Linked DNA regions of Homo sapiens: region 2 is linked to region 1. A link is a loop called in an ENCODE intact Hi-C map of the cell type or tissue named here. Cell type or tissue: endothelial cell of umbilical vein. All regions are shown on one strand. Each heading gives the region's core, and the rest is flanking DNA. Links, peaks and the distances in the headings are about the cores only.

The links. Peaks named below come from ENCODE experiments on the same cell type or tissue, not always from the same donor. Only the 100,000 strongest peaks of a DNase experiment are listed, where the experiment ranks them.
Region 2: a loop joins it to region 1, with 3 times the contacts of the local background. A loop is called at or near these places in 3 of 110 quality-filtered maps.

The regions. Positions count from the first base shown.
Region 1 is chr1:60,276,492-60,284,874 of GRCh38, reverse strand. LOC105378761 (a long non-coding RNA gene) reads left to right here and starts at 7,780. Exons shown (of 3, transcript XR_947431.2): 1 at 7,780-8,160. LOC107985379 (a long non-coding RNA gene) reads right to left here and starts at 4,412. Exons shown (of 4, transcript XR_001738093.1): 1 at 4,257-4,412; 2 at 2,890-3,055. In endothelial cell of umbilical vein, for the core only: a CTCF peak has its summit at 3,356; DNase peaks (open chromatin) are centred at 3,334 and 4,424; H3K27ac peaks cover 2,304 bases.
Region 2 is chr1:60,420,377-60,428,759 of GRCh38, reverse strand. No RefSeq gene overlaps it. Among named protein-coding and RNA genes, the nearest start is that of LINC01748, 200 kb to the left of the region's middle. In endothelial cell of umbilical vein, for the core only: a CTCF peak has its summit at 3,046; a DNase peak (open chromatin) is centred at 5,139; H3K27ac peaks cover 468 bases.

The DNA.
Region 1 (8,383 bases), core at 106-8,105:
TTTTATTCATCTTTGTTGAATAGCTTTCTCCCTCTGGTTTCCAGAATTCTTGCCTAAAAATTATGGTTTCAGCCTTATCATTAAAAAAAAAACTTGTCAAATTCTGCCATACTTCAGAATTGAGAAACTTGTGAAGTAAAAATAAGAGTATAAATTAGAATGATTTAACTGACCTCAACTCACTGAGTTAACAGTGTGTCAAAAAAATGAGTATTGGAAAGGGAATCATATATTTGAGATTCTGGACATTCTTTGACTCAAATTAGCCACTGTGGGGCAATTCACATCTTCTTTGTGCTTCAATTTCCTCATCTGTTAACCGAGTATCCTATTAATACTTCCTTCCCCTTAGAGTTTATTCATTCATTCTACAGTTTTGTTATTTTCTTTCAGCACCTTCTTTATTCTAGTTGCTATACTGAGTTCTACAGATACAACATGAAGTAAGACACAAATAGTTCTCTGAAGTAGCCCACATTCTATGGGAAGAAAGCACACAAAGTAAAAAGTGCTGTGATAGAGGTATGTCCAGAGTCCCAATGGGATCAAATACATCTCAAGGGATGTGTATAATATGAGTGCACAGAGTGCTAGATAAGAGGAGGGTGGGAGATGTGTCCCACTGGTGTCTGAGCTCCTAATAGAGCTTCAGTTTCTCTGGTCCAGTTCTCCTTTGCCCTAGCAAGTTGACTCATCCTTCTATGTCCAGGGCCCCACAACAGATTCCAGAGGCTTAACAGTGCTCTGGACCATTGAAAATGGGTGGAAAACTCTCCATGGGACGGAGAGACAGGGAACTGACATGTTGCTGGGCAATGGGCAATGATCTAGATATAGTCAGCAGGTCATCCTTATCAGGCTACAGTGAGAAGGATCACCTAATTTTCCAAGCGATGTACCGTGCTTTCTCAAACAGAAAATCTGCTATCCCAGAAAGGCCTTCCATGGCCTTGTGCTGCTCCCTGGCACCAGCAGCTGCAGGACATTTGCTCCCAATGAGTCAGCATTCTCCCTTTGTAGACTCTATGCCTGCCTGATTATCAGCTTTACTGTGGAACCTTCAGATAGTCAAGGGAAGGAACAGATCTCTTGCTCCTAACACCTTGACCATAGATCTTTAAATTGAACAACAAAAAATTTCTCATATGGTACTCTGCTTCTGATCTAAAAACTTGCTTTGGGATGAGGAATACAGGAAGAATGGTAATTCTTATTTACCCTACCAAGGGAGATATGGTAAATAAGAATTGGACACAGTGGTTAATTCCAAATATCATTCCATCATATGAGCTGTTGTTATTTGTGATGTTACTAGCAGCCAGATCACACCATCTTCTTTAGCAATCCATTCTGCCCCTAGCATCACAGCTTTAAAATGGAATAGGGTACATTTCATAGACTCACAAAAATCCAGCTTTATTTATGTAGCAAGTTCAGATAAGTGATATGATTTGTTCAAATTCATACAGCAGAACCAAGGGTAGATGTCACTTTCAAGTTCAGGCTTCCTCCCAGACCAATTGCTATTTTATTTTATTTTTCCAGACCAACATTTTGTTAACTGCTGATATCTTGTTTGTTGCACAATCCTTAAAGTCAGATTGTTTTCTTATCCTGGCCTTACTGTTTGCTAGCTGGATGTACTTGAGCAAGTCACTTTACTCCGCTGAGACTTATATTCTAATCTGTTAGATAGAGACTCTCATCTGGGGGAAATAATATATGCCCCTTATAATCAATGTGATGATTATATAATTTAATTCATATAAAGGTTTTAGGACAGTGACTTGTATATGATAATTTCTCCATAATTTTTTTAACATTTTAGATAAAGTTGTTTTTTAGATGCTCACCTGGCTCTTGTTTTTTTCCCCTCCTTTATAATTATAATTATTATGCAACAAATGTTACTGTGTTTTAAACACTATGTAAGGTAGATATTTTTAAAATAAGATTGATTATTCTCTAGGTTTTGTGAATAAGAAAGTAAATAAAATCCATCACTTTCTACACATGTACCCCATAAGTATATACAAATATGTAACAATGAAAACATTTTAAAATCCATAACTTCATAATTAATTTACTATATTTTATTAAGTTTTTGAGGTTATGTCTATTTTAAGCATATGGTAGAAACGTTATGTAATGATATACTACTATGAATCTCTTTTCAATTTCGTGTTCAATGACATTACCTTGATTTTGAAATCAACCATGGTGGAAATATTTATACCATGAAAATTGGCAAATGCTGTAAGTCAGGGCTTGATGTATTGTTTTGATGATTTCGCTAGACTTGATAGGTTAATAATGCTGTATTCTGTCTGTGACTATTGAGTCATAAACAACATAAATAACAGGAAATATTTTTCAGTATTAGTGGATTTAACACTATTAGTGAATTTAACAAAGATTCGGCTAATACCATTAACAAACAAGTGAAGTTTTAATATATGCCTTTGTCCATTCACTTTTTTGCTCCCAGTTAACATAAATGAAAATATCAAGCACCATTCATTTCACAATCACACTTGTTGATCAGTGAAGTAAGAGACATTTTTGCTGAACCAGACAGTATTTAAACGTTTATTTGCAGGCTGATATTGTCAAATAATGGTTGGATTGCAATAATAGCTTGGCCATGAATACAAGAGTTCAACAGAAATTAACTAATGTATTCTATGAGAATCAATTAGCTATATGGAATTTATAATAAAGATTATTGTATATTTTATATATATAACATGTAAATTGTGTGCTACTTGTCCTGTATATGAGTGAAATGTATAATAAACTTATGTACATGTACATATGCACATATTTTTCCCCCAGGGAGCTGGTTGTTAAATATTTATCAGCACACCACTGTCCCCAATTCATATCTACCTTCTAGTCATCACCTCTCTGGCTTTGGAGCAGATCATAAACTCTAGAATCCAGACACCAGCCAGTGCAGTACTTCACAAGCTCTGCAGTACTTCTCAGGATCTGTTTTCCCAGGATGACCTTGTGTGAGCTGTAAGTCATCAAAACCTGGTTCCTTTGATCTGCCCTGGGGAGAAAGGAATTATGTCCCTTTAACATGGACAAAACTCCACGGGACCTCAGCTTGCAAATTCAGGATTAAGAGAACTTGAAATTCATTGACATTCTACAAACTCAGAGCTAACGAAGCCTGTGAGGGTCATCCCTTCCAGAACTTTCGTCTTTATGGAATGAGTATCAGAACAGGCCAGTCTCAGGCTCATGTCTGAGTGATTTATCATTTTCATTCATCACCTCTAAGGCTGAGCTGGCCCCAGTTTCCCTTGTCTGGGCTATGGATGTCCCCTGCTGGAATCCAGAGCTCACTGCAGCTCAGGGAATTAGAACAAATGCTGCGGCCGTAGATGCATTGTGTGTATGTGTAAGAACACACTCGCTGTCTGCGTGCCTCTCGACAGGAAACCACTCCGGAAATTCACTCTCTTGTCCTGGTTTTACAGGTCTGCCCTCATTTACTGATTTCATGTCCCAAATGATTGAGAATCATTATTTATCAAGTCTTTTGAATAATGTCTACCACATGGTAAGCTCTCAATAAACATTTACTGAAAAAAATGAGCATAGCCTTGTAAGGTACATTATGCGTGATCTAATTTCATCCTCACAACAATCAAATAAATTAGGAACTATGGTTAACTCCTTCTTGTTTTCAGGTGTTGGAACTCAGGCCTAGAGGTTAGGTCACTTACATAAGGTCACTTAGCTTGGATGTGGCAGCATCAGCCTTAGGGCATAAGTGTCCCTGTCTGCAGGCTCGCTGCTCTGCTACAGCCTGCCATGCAGTCTCCAAAGGGTTCCTTCTCCACAGCTTCTCCAAACAGAAATACCTGCTCCTTTTTGCTTTCGTATTTCCCCACTCCCAGTATTCACCCAGGGTGAATCTCGTCCTTTGTCCTGCTTGCTGTGTACCCTGGCCAAATCCCTTCGCCTTTCAGAGCCTGAGTTTCTTCATCAGATAAATAAAGGGGATGGATTAGCTGACTCTTAATTTTAAAATGCCAATTCTAAAATGCTGACGCTTTCTGAATTTAATTTCAGGATAGACATGCTGAGGTCCAAATTGCTAGGGATTTCCTCTCTGGCCAAGGAAACAAAACTCAGTCATATACTACTTGTGAGTTTGTATCAGGAGGATGAAATTAAGCCCCAAAGTCTGCACTGCCCTTTGGGAACGTACTTTTTCAGATCAGAAGCCAACGATCACTTACATGAGAGGTTATCAGTAGATGGACAAAAAGCACCATTTCTCTCTTCTCTCCAGTGAGCCAAAGCATGGTTGCCAATTCAGACAGCCAGTTGGGAGTTTTCAACATGTGACAAGCCCAAAGGCATTTCTGAAGCTGCCAGCACAGAGGCCTGTCGAATCTGCTAAGGAACCAGATGCAGCAGATAAATATCTTCCACAGCTTGGCATCTGGGGCCTGTGCTTGCCAGCTGAGAGAAGGGGCTGTGTTGCACAGTGCTGGGGGTGGGGATGGCAGAGAGACAGCAGCTGAACAAATCACACATATTTCTCATTGAAGTAGAAAAAAAGGCAATTCTAGAGAGCATTTCAAAATTCTAAAAGGACCAGATTAAATACGGATGGTTATATGTAGGTTATTATTATATGATGGACTGGATTATAAATAGGTAAGTTATATATTGTGGTCTTTGATACCATTGTTTCATTCAGTCTGTTGATATTATTTTGCATTTCTAGAATGCAATAGTCTTTATGCAATTCATTTAGTGCAATTACATTTACAAGACAATCTCTCTCTCTCTCTCACACACACACACATACACACACAAATCTTGTATATCTAGCTCTGCACCAAATAAAAATTACAGAAATAAAGCATTCTTTTCATCATGAGGCAAAAAATGACTATGTGTTGAGTCATGTGTCCAGACTTTGTTTTTTCAAAAATATATTTCCCTTTTAGATTCTTCAAAAGAATTGATGAAATTTCATCAATTTCCTCTCAATATAATTCATAATTATTTATTGAATGCCTACTATGTGCAAGAGATTGCTTGGTGCAATTATTATGAAGAGAAAGAGACAAAGTGTCTTCAAGGAGCTTATTAACAATTCCTGGCATACTAATAATCAATGGGATTTTCCTCAACTTCAACCTGATTAAGGGCATCTTGAAAAACCTTCTGCTAACATCACAATTGGTGGGGAAAAACTGAAGCCTTTTTTCTTAAGCTCAAGTGTAAGGCTGTCCAATCTCACCACTTCAATGTCCTATGAAGGTATTAGCCAATGCAAGAAGGTCGGACAAGAAATGAAACCCATTCAGATTGAAGAGAAAGAAGCAAAACTCTATTTGCAGACAGCCTGGTTGTCTAAGTAAAAAATTCTTTTTTTTTTTTTTAAAATTTTTTTTTTTTATTATACTCTAAGTTTTAGGGTACATGTGCACATTGTGCAGGTTAGTTACATATGTATACATGTGCCACGCTGGTGCGCTGCACCCACTAACGTGTCATCTAGCATTAGGTATATCTCCCAATGCTATCCCTCCCCCCTCCCCCGACCCCACCACAGTCCCCAGAGTGTGATATTCCCCTTCCTGTGTCCATGTGATCTCATTGTTCAATTCCCACCTATGAGTGAGAATATGCGGTGTTTGGTTTTTTGTTCTTGCGATAGTTTACTGAGAATGATGGTTTCCAATTTCATCCATGTCCCTACAAAGGACATGAACTCATCGTTTTTTATGGCTGCATAGTATTCCATGGTGTATATGTGCCACATTTTCTTAATCCAGTCTATCATTGTTGGACATTTGGGTTGGTTCCAAGTCTTTGCTATTATGAATAGTGCCGCAATAAACATACGTGTGCATGTGTCTTTATAGCAGCATGATTTATAGTCCTTTGGGTATATACCCAGTAATGGGATGGCTGGGTCAAATGGTATTTCTAGTTCTAGATCCCTGAGGAATCGCCACACTGACTTCCACAATGGTTGAACTAGTTTACAGTCCCACCAACAGTGTAAAAGTGTTCCTATTTCTCCACATCCTCTCCAGCACCTGTTGTTTCCTGACTTTTTAATGATTGCCATTCTAACTGGTGTGAGATGATATCTCATAGTGGTTTTGATTTGCATTTCTCTGATGGCCAGTGATGATGAGCATTTCTTCATGTGTTTTTTGGCTGCATAAATGTCTTCTTTTGAGAAGTGTCTGCGTGGGCAAGGACTTCATGTCCAAAACACCAAAAGCAATGGCAACAAAAGCCAAAATTGACAAATGGGATCTAATTAAACTCAAGAGCTTCTGCACAGCAAAAGAAACTACCATCAGAGTGAACAGGCAACCTACAACATGGGAGAAAATTTTCGCAACCTACTCATCTGACAAAGGGCTAATATCCAGAATCTACAATGAACTCAAACAAATTTACAAGAAAAAAACAAACAACCCCATCAAAAAGTGGTCTAAGTAAAAAATTCTAAGTAATCTACAAAAATGCTACTAAAACTAATATGCGTGTTTAGCAAGGCTTCATATCAAGTCAGAAACAATAGTTTCCTCCTATTTGCAGGGGATAAGTTTCAAAACCCCAAGTGGATGCCTACAATCATGAATAGTACCAAACCCTAAATATACAACATATTTTTCCTTTTTTTTTTTTTTTTTGAGACGGAGTTTCGCTCTGTCTCCTAGGCTGGAGTGCAGTGGTGTGATCTTGGCTTATTCCAAACTCCTCCTCCTGGATTCAAGTGATTCTCCAGCCTCAGCCTCCTGAGTAGCTGGGATTACAGGCACCTGCCACCATGCCAGGCTAATTTTTGTATTTTTAGTAGAGACGTGGTTTCGTCATGTTGGCCAGGCTGGTCTCGAACTCCTGACCTCAGGTGATCCACCTATCTCGGCCTCCTAAAGTGCTGGGATCACAGGCTTGAGCCACCGTGCCCTGCCTAATATATTTTCCTAAACATACATACGATGAAATTTAGTGAATTGTGCAGAGTAAAAGATTAACAGCAATAATTAATAATAAAATAGAACAATTATGCCAATATATTGTAATATACTGTAATAAAAGTCATGTGAATGTGACCCTCTCTCTCTCTAACTATCCTATTGTTACTATATGCACCTATTTTCAGACCAAGGTTGACCACAGCTAACTGAAACTGAGGAAAGCAAACCTATGAGGAAAGGAGAACTACTGCATATAAGAAGTAATTTTATTTTTGTATACCAGCTGTTATGGATTGAATTCCGTCCCCTTAAAACTCATATGTTGAAACCCTGGCCTTCAATGTGGCTGTATTTGGAGAAAGGGGTGCTTGGGGTAATAAAGTTTAAGTGAGGTCATAATTGGCCTTACTCCAATAGAACAGGTGTCCTTATAAGAAGAGGAAGAGATACCGGAGGGATATCTCTTCCCCTCCCCCTCATGAGTACACTGAGGAAAGGCCACATGAGGACACAGTGAGAAGGTGGCCATCTTTAAGCCAGGAAAAAAAAAAGCCTCACCAGACACTAATCCTGCTAGCACCTTGATTTTGGACTTCTACCTTCCAGAACTGTGAGTAAATAAATTTCCATTATTTAAGCCACGTAGTGTATGGTATCTTATTATGATAGCCCAAACTGACTAATGCACTAGCCACAAATAATGAAAATTAAAATAAAAATGATACAATTACAATAACATCAACAATATGAAATGCCTAAAAATAAATGTTAACGAGCCTAAACATATGTAACATAAAGTCAATATACAAAATTTACGATATACAAAATGTAGTCTCAAAGACTAAGCTATTAAGAGTGACTTTCCCCCCTATATATTAGAAAGACAGATGCAGATAGCTATAGATAGCAGGAGTTGTCATGAAAACTCACAGAGAACTGAGGAAGCTTGTAGATGCAGCTCAGTAGCTACAAGGAAACTCGTAGACACCAAGTGCTTTGGTCATCGTATGCATTTAATTATATGAATTTCTGAAAGTTTTTGGAATGAATGTGTGAAATCTTCCTGTTCTTGATATTTCCTCTAGCTGACTTCAACATTCCAAGCATTAATTAATTTAAAAAAGACATCAGAAGCCATGCCAGAGAGACTCTTTGTCACAGTCTGATTATGAATCTGGAATGACAAGTAAGTTTCAACTTGAGAGCCAACTCTGATAGATTGGTAGTGACTACCTAGAGCAAAAACATTGAGAAAATGATTTTGAAACTTTATTTGAACTCAGTAGGGGAGGGATGTATGGTCAGAGAGCTATGCAAACTGTAGGGGTGTCAATATACATACCTCGTATTAGCCCTCCCTTCCTGAAACCTCACTGGATGCAGGAGGCAGAGGCAGGCCCTCATTTGGC
Region 2 (8,383 bases), core at 294-8,293, 140 kb before region 1:
GTGTTGTGGCATGAAAGTAGAGATTTCAAAAGTTTAACATAGATTAAAATGAATTGATGAGCATCTTGGTTTTGAGCAACAAATAGTATGCAATAAAGTGAGTAAAGAAAATGTTAATTATAGAATTTAAGTGGCAGAAATGTGAGTGTTTGCAGTTAAATATTTCCAACTTTCCTTTATGTTTGTAATTTTTAACAACAAGATGTTGGAGAAAGATCTTAATCCAGGCCTTAGCATACAAAACTACCTCCATAAATTGTTGAGAGATGGATAAATTTAGTGGAAATCTGCTTGCCAATTAGCTCGGAGGTTAAGATAGAGATCAGGACAGTCTGTCCTTTTCACTTTTCTGATGCACTGATCCTTCTCTGGCAAGTGTTATGCAATATGATCAACACTCCATTCCGAGATGCTTATGTGCTGAAGGAGTAGTTGCTACAACAAGCTTGTTGATGAGAAGTCTGCATAGCTAGTTTCGGCAATCTGGGCTATTGCTGAATGTGGGCAGTAAAGCAGCAGGTATCTTGTCTGAAGAAGTCTTCCGGGAGCCCTACAGTTACTGTGCATTACAGATGATGTTTTAATCCAGTTATGTATATGATACTCAGATGGAGTAAGAATGTGTGAGAGATTAGTTCAGTGATTGTCAAGTGCAATTACAGACATTAAATTACATGGTTTGTTTATGCCCATATCTAAGAAAAGTAAATAAGGTCATTGGCAGGGAATACGACAGTAATTGCTTCTCTTAGTCAGTTAATAAGCACTGTCTGAGCACCTACTGTGGACCAGGTGCTGGGCTAAGTATTGTGATACATGTGGAGATAAATCAGTGATAGGCCTTGATGTGAGTCACTCACTCTGTCTCTAGGGAGATCTCAATGTCTGTAGCTCTCTTTTACCCCCTACTGCTCAGGAAAGGAGAACTCTGTTCCAGTTCAAGGACAAAACAGATTTTTTTTTTCTTTGGAGACGGAGTTTCTCTTTTGTCACCCAGGCTGGAGTGCAATGGCTCTATCTTGGCTCACTGCAACCTCCACCTCCCAGGTTCAAGTGATTCTCCTGCCTCAGCCTCCCGAGCAGCTGGAACTACAGGTGCACACCACCACACCCAGCTAATTTTTGTATTTTTAGCAGAAACTGGGTTTCACCATATTGGCCAGGCTGGTCTCGAACTTCTGACCTCAGATGATCCACCTGCCTCGGCCTCCCAGAGTGCTGGGATTACAGGCATGAGCCACCGTGCCCAGCCAGATTTTTTAAAGTATGCACAATGGAGCCACCATAGAGAGTAGTGTACTTTCAGGAAGATGCATGGTTAAACTTGGATCTACTTTGTGACTCACCCTGTACTCCCTCAGACTAAGGTCACGCTAAGATTAGGTCTGCAAGTGGCATCTTGGGAACTGCCTTGCCTTTGGAAGGCCAAATGTAATAAGGAGTTTCCCAGTCAGAAGAATGCCTGGAATGAGTAGTTTAGATAAGTTCCACATTAGATATGGGATGGGGTGGGGTGAGGTGTGATATAAAATGATATAAAAGGGCCTCAGTTATTTAACTCAGCATTGCCTGGTACAGAACCACATAGGGACTCTAGCCGAGGACAGGGCTAGTAAGAAAAAGGGAGCATTTTTCTGGAATGTCCTTTATATAGGTATATATTCCTTGGAGACAACATTTGAGTTTCCGTAGAGGTAAACATCTCATCAAGAGTCAGGGACTGAAATCTCTACTCATCTTCTCTCAGGTGACATGTTTTACACTTAGCCCAAAGAGCTTAAGTCTCAAATGGGGAGGTAAGATTACATCCCTATAGTGACTGATCATGCTAATTACCTTTTGCTGTAATAATGTATTATTTTATATTCCTGTCTCCTCTACCAGTTTTTGAATCATTAAGATCAAACACTATTCTTTAGTCTTCTTTCTATTTCCAGTGCCTAGTAGAGTGGCACAGTGTTGTTAATAAATATTGTTGAATGAATTAAATAAATCATTAATAGGAGGCCAGGCATAGTGACTCACACTTATAATCCCAGCAGTTTGGGAGGCCGAAGTCAGGAGTTTGAGATCTGCCTGGCCAACATGGCAAAATCTCTCTATACTAAAAATTACAAAAATTAGCCAGGTATGGTGGGGCAGGCCTGTAATCTCAGCTACTCGGGTGGCTGAGGCATGAGAATCACTTGTACCTGGGAGGCAGAAGTTGCAGTGAGCTGAGATTGTACCACTGCTCTCCAGCCTGGGTGACAGAGTGAGATTCTGTCTCAAAAAGAAAAAAAAAAAAAAAGAATTTATTATGGACAAAATGTGTCTCCTCAAAATTCATGTTGATGCTCTAGCCCCCAGAGTAGCTATATTTGGTTGGAGATAGGGCCTCTAAGGGAGTATTTAAGGTCAAATGAAGCCACATGATAGAGCCCTGATCCTGTAGGATTAAAGATCTTATAAAAAGAAACATGAAAGAGCTCCTTCCACCTGCTTGCTCCCACCAAGGAAAGGCCATGTGAGGACGTAGCAAGAAGATGGCCATCAACAAGCCTGGAAGAGAGACTCCACCTGATACTGAATCAGTTGGAACCTTGATTCTGAACTTCTAGCCTCCAAAACTATAAGAAAATTAATTTCTCTTGTTTAAGCCATGCAGTCTATGGTATTTTGTTATGGCAATATAAGCAATGTAATACAGAAGTCCTATCACAGTGTAGAACATTTGAGAACATTAGCAAGATGGCCAACTAGAAAGAAGCTCCTAGTGCTTGTCCCTCTCACACAGACAGCCAAAGAAATAAATAAACAAACGTTTTTAAGGAAAATAGCTAAAGGAGAGCACTGGAGTACATCAAAGGAGTAGCATAAATCCTGTAGAGAACAGAAACCCAGGATGACTACCTAGAGGATGGAAGGAAACAACTCACCTTCCCTAACCCATTCCCCAGATAGGATCACCTTGGAACCAGGAGGGACTTCTGTCTGTGAGGAAAAGGTAGACGATAGCACTCAGCAGCCTCCATCACTACTTTAGATACCTACAGTTCTCACCACTAGGGGCTCCTATAGTCCTCACAGGCACTAGACCCAGCTGAGAGAGTTTTCTGGATTCCACATAGCTGTATAAGTGATGCTGGAATAACTGGGTTTCCCTATGCAAAATAAATGAAATTTGACCCTTATACCACACACAAATATTAATTCAAAATGGATGAAAGAAATACATATAAGTACTGAAGTTATAAAACTACTAGAAGAAGCTAGGCACAGTGACTCATGCCTATAATACCAGCACTTTTGGGGGCTGAGACAGGAGGATTTCTTGATACTTGGAGGTGGAGGCTACAGTGAGTTGTGATCACACCACTACACTGCAGCTTGGGTAAAAGAGTAAAATCTTGACTCAATAAAAATAAAAAATAGAGGGGAAAAAACAGGGAAAAAGGTCCTTGACATTGGCCTTGGCAATGATTTCTTGGCTATTGCACCAAAAGCTCAGGCTGCAATAGCAAAAATAAGTAAATGAGACCATATCAAATAAAAAATCATCTGCCCATCAAGGAAAGCAAGCCACAAAATAAAAAGGCAACCTGTAGATTGTAAAAAAAATTTGCAAACTATGTATCAGATAACAGGTTAATATCCAAGATTTATAAAGAACTCATAATTTAATAACAAAAGCCGCCAATTAAAAAATGGCCAAGTGACTTTAATAGGCATTTCTCCAAATATGACATAGAAATAATCGATAAGTACATGAAAATGTGCTCAACATCATTAGTCTTCAGGGAAACACAAATCAAAACTGCTCTGATATACCACCTCACACCTGTTAGGGTAGCTATTATCAAAAGGACAAGAGACAGCAAATGTTGACAAGGGTGTGGAGAAAGGCAACCCTTGTACACTGTTGATGGAAATGCAGACTAGTGCAGCCACAAAGACAAACAATATGGAAGTTCCTAAAGAAATACAAAATTGAACTACGATGTGACCCTGTAATATGTCTTTAAGGTACGTACCCAAAATAAGTGAAACTGCCACCTCATAAAGGTATCTTCACTCCCATGTTCATTCCAGAATTATTCACAATAGCTAAGATGTGGAAAGAATCTAGATGTCCATTGATGGGTGAAAGGATGCAGAAACTGTGGTATAGATATACAATGGAATATTATTCAGCCTTAAAAAAGGAGATCCTTCCACTTGATGCAACACAGAAGGATCTGAAAGACATGCTAAGTAAAATTAGCCAGACATAGAAAAAGGAACAAATATTGCATGATCTCACTTATACGTGAAATAAAAATATGTCTTATATATAGAGATAGTGAATAAAACAATGATTACCATGGTTGGGATGGCAGGGGAGAAAAGGGAAGATGTAGGTCAAAGGATACAATGTATCAACTATGTAAGATGAACAAATCAAAAGATCTAGTGTAAAGCATGAGGGACTATAGTTAATAATAGTGTATTATATTTAGTATTTTTGCTAAATGAGTAGCTTATAGGTGCTCTTGCCATGGGACAATGGCGGGGGGAATGGGTAACTATGTGAGATAAAGAATATGTTAATTTGGTTCACTATAGTAGCCATTTTACTATATGTATGTATCTTATGTTGTGTAACTTAAATATACACAATAAAACTTATTTTTAAAAAGTGCAGAAAATGCTAGCATTTAAAAGGATAAAGACGTCACTTCTAGCTGAGGGCAAGAGGATCATAACAATGAGGAAGTAGCACTGGAGAGCCTTGAAACCTAAAAGATGCTATTTCCAGTAAGGGAAAACATGATGAACAATGGCAGGGGGAAGGAAAGGATAAGAAGTCAGATCACAAAAAGGAAACGTAATGCCTGAAAATGGGGTTTGAGAATTTAAATGTTGGAGGATACTTTAACGTCCAGCTAAGGTCTTTTAACTTATTTTCATAGGCATCAAATAGCTATCACAATTTGAGCAGCCATACTAATGTGGTCAGAGTGATGCTTTGAGAGGAATGGTTTCTGTGTTCAGCCTTCCTGTCTGAGGGTGACTGACATCAGGCATGACCTCACTATTGACAGTCTTAACAGGATAATCCTATCTTGTATATCGGCCCCCAAATTCATATGTGATACTCCCTTAGTTACAGGGAGTCATTCCTTACATCACTGCTAGTACAAAGGTTACTTTGGGGCCAGTTCTTATCCAAGCAGTTTATCAAGCCAGGGTCGCAGGCATCCATTGCAGGAGGAAACAATAGCTCAGGAACTTCCTTAAATTTACCACTGGATTTATTTCAAATTCCTTTGTAATCTCTTCCTTAGAGCAGTAAATTCTGAGCTCAGGGCTTTGCATTTAATTCCAATATTTGGATTGTGAGAGCTTTTAATACCTGTGGACTTGGCTATTGCAGGGAACAAAATGCATCCCCATTAATCAGAACTAGACTGAGTCATGTTACACAAACCGCAGATTTCTACAAGAAAATTAAAAGGCAGTATCATTTCACTTCTGCCAAGTGTTTTCTTAAGATTCAGGGGGAAAATTGGGACCCTCTATATTGTGTCCAGTGATGCTGCCAAAAATATAGCACCCGAGGACACGACAAATGAATGTATAAATAGGAATTGCTCAGAAGGGGTTAGTCATAAATCACTGTGTGAGCTGGAACCCAGGCTTCTTTTTTTGTGTTGCTTAAAATGTGAAACGTTATTGGTGACTTCTAGAAAAACAATTTGATTTTTGTACAGTTGCTTTAGAAGGTTGTGGAAAAATAGGGAAGCATAATTTCCCTAGTGGAACCAGAGGCAAGTTATAAGATTTTCTGGTGACTCTAGGATCATATAAACTACTTTGAATAATGGAATAGAGTCTGTTAAAGAACTGCAATGGTGTGGTTTCTGGAATCGTAAGTTTTCATCTTAAACATTTAAAAATCTGGGGTATGGTGATGGACTGGCTTTGGGTCAAAAATGCACTATAGTAAATTGCATTGATGTGGCAGCAACAATTATGGGCCTTTTCTGTTGGGGTCCTGTAATTCTTCCATAGTACTTACTCCTAGAAAACTTTTCTGTGTTTTTTTAAAAAACTGCTTTATAATGTCCTAAGTTATGTCTGAACTTTTTTTTCTTCAAAAAATAAAATAGAGTTTCTGTTTGTTAAAGATATTAAACTCAAAACTGGAGGACTATGGCAAAAAGACATTAAGATCTTCATAGACAAAAGTGCTAAGCATTTTAATAAAACTGCATGTTGTTAATGCTAAATAGGTATTTTAAATTTTTTTACAGATATTCCTATTATGCCAGTTATGATTTTGGTTAAAAGTAGTACCTTTCCTTTTATTTAAGAGCACAGTGGTTGAGATTGCTACTTTTATTTTCAGAAAACCTATAAAGAGATTTGGAAGGTAGCGAATTAATTCAATCACCAACCCCAATACTAATTCGTTAGGAGTCAGCAAGAGTTAGCTAAAAAGGCCTGAGATGTTGAATATATTTCCAAAGTGTTATAACTTCTCAATGGCCCATGTTTTTGAATTAGTTTTTGCTACATTATTTGTTGTCATGATTTTATTCTGCTGGCCATTTGGTCTGGGCTCAGCTGGATGGTTCTTCTGCATGTCCTATCTAGACTCACTCATGTGGTATAGTCAGAGGGCTGATTGAGGCTTGTTGGTCTAAGATGGCTTCAGTCACCTATTTGGAGTTTGGATCAGGTGATGGGGCAACTGAACCACGTATTTCTAACATCTGATAGGCAGCTCTGGCTTTTTCTCTCCGTGGTGACTGGGTTCCAAAAACAAGAGAGGGCAAACTCCAGTGTGCAAGCTCTTTTTAAAGCTTCTGCTTTTATTATGTTGCTGCTGTTCTATTGGACAAAACAAATCACATGAACAAGCCCAGATATAAGGGTTGGTTGGAAAAATAGATTCCAAACAGTGTAGATTAGCTTTCAGTTTTATAGATTTGCTGAAAATAATATTAGCAATCTCAGCTCATGGGTTTTTGAAGGAAGGAGTTGCAAAATATTGCAGTGCCTGTGTGTGTGTCTGATGTGTATGTGTTTTAGTTAATCTATCATATCAAACTTTTCTTTAATGATATGATCCTAGTGGTGGATAAATATTGTAGCTCTTTTACTTACTAGTTGTGTGACTTTGGGAAAGTTTCTTAGCCTCTCTGTACCCATTTTCTCATTGCCTCATGGGACTAAAAATAGTATTAAAGGATTAAATGTGTTAACAATTGTAAGGCTTGGAACAATGCTTGGAACACAGTGTACACTCAATAAATATTAGCTATTACTGATTTTGGTCCTTTCCCTCTGTATTATTTTCATATTATTGCTGTAACAAATGACCACAGACTTGGCTTAACACAACACAAATATATTATCTTACTGTTGTCAAGGTCACTGGGTGACCTCTGGGTTTTCCTGGGCTAAAATCATGTATCAGCATAACTGGGCTGGCCTATTTCCTTGCCTTTTTAAAATTTGTTCATCTTCAAAGTAATTAATGTCCAGTGGAGTCTTTCTCATATCACATCACTCTGATCTCTGCTCTGTCATCATGTCTCCTTCTCTGACTCTAACTCTCCTGCCACCCTCTTTCACCTATAAGGCACCTCACCTTGCCCTTATATTGGGCCCACCTGAATAATTCCGGGCTAATCTTTGCATCTCAAGATCCTTAATTTAATCCCATCTGCAAAGTCCCTTTTTCCATGTAAAGTATCAAATTCAAAGGTTCTGGAGATTAGAATGTGGACATCTTTGGGAAGCCATTAGTTTACCTGTCCTAAACTTGGATTATTCATTACAAAAATAAGCATGTTGGAAACACTTCACTTAACCATAGCTCTTTCAGGAAAGATTCTAGTGCCAATAAAGAAATACCATCCCCTACAATGTTGAGAGCATGTCTTTCCACTCTATACTGACAAAGAAGAATAAATATTTTGAATAATGAGATAAAAATTGTGATCCACTATGAATCAGTTAGAGTGTCAGAGAAAATGCTATATATTCACCAAATCTTATTTATTTTTATTCTGGCATTTAGCTATATTATATGTGCACCACTCTTGCCTCTCAGTGTTGTCTTGAGACAAATCCTCACCAATGAAATGACAGTGGCAGAGATCTATGTCACACCTGGAGTGAGGCAGTTAACAATAGGTATGGCTTTCACATGGCAACTTCCCTGTTAGAGGGACTCTGAGGCCCTAAGGATGACCAAGACACAAATTAGAAGAATCCTGGGTCCCTAATGTCTGTGTGGTAGAGCCCCACCTTCCTGCTGCTGAGACACAGAGTTGAAGTCGCTTCCATCAGCAGCTGGCCTACCATGACTAGTTACCCAAACACTGATGTGCAGAAAGACTCTCCATCCTCA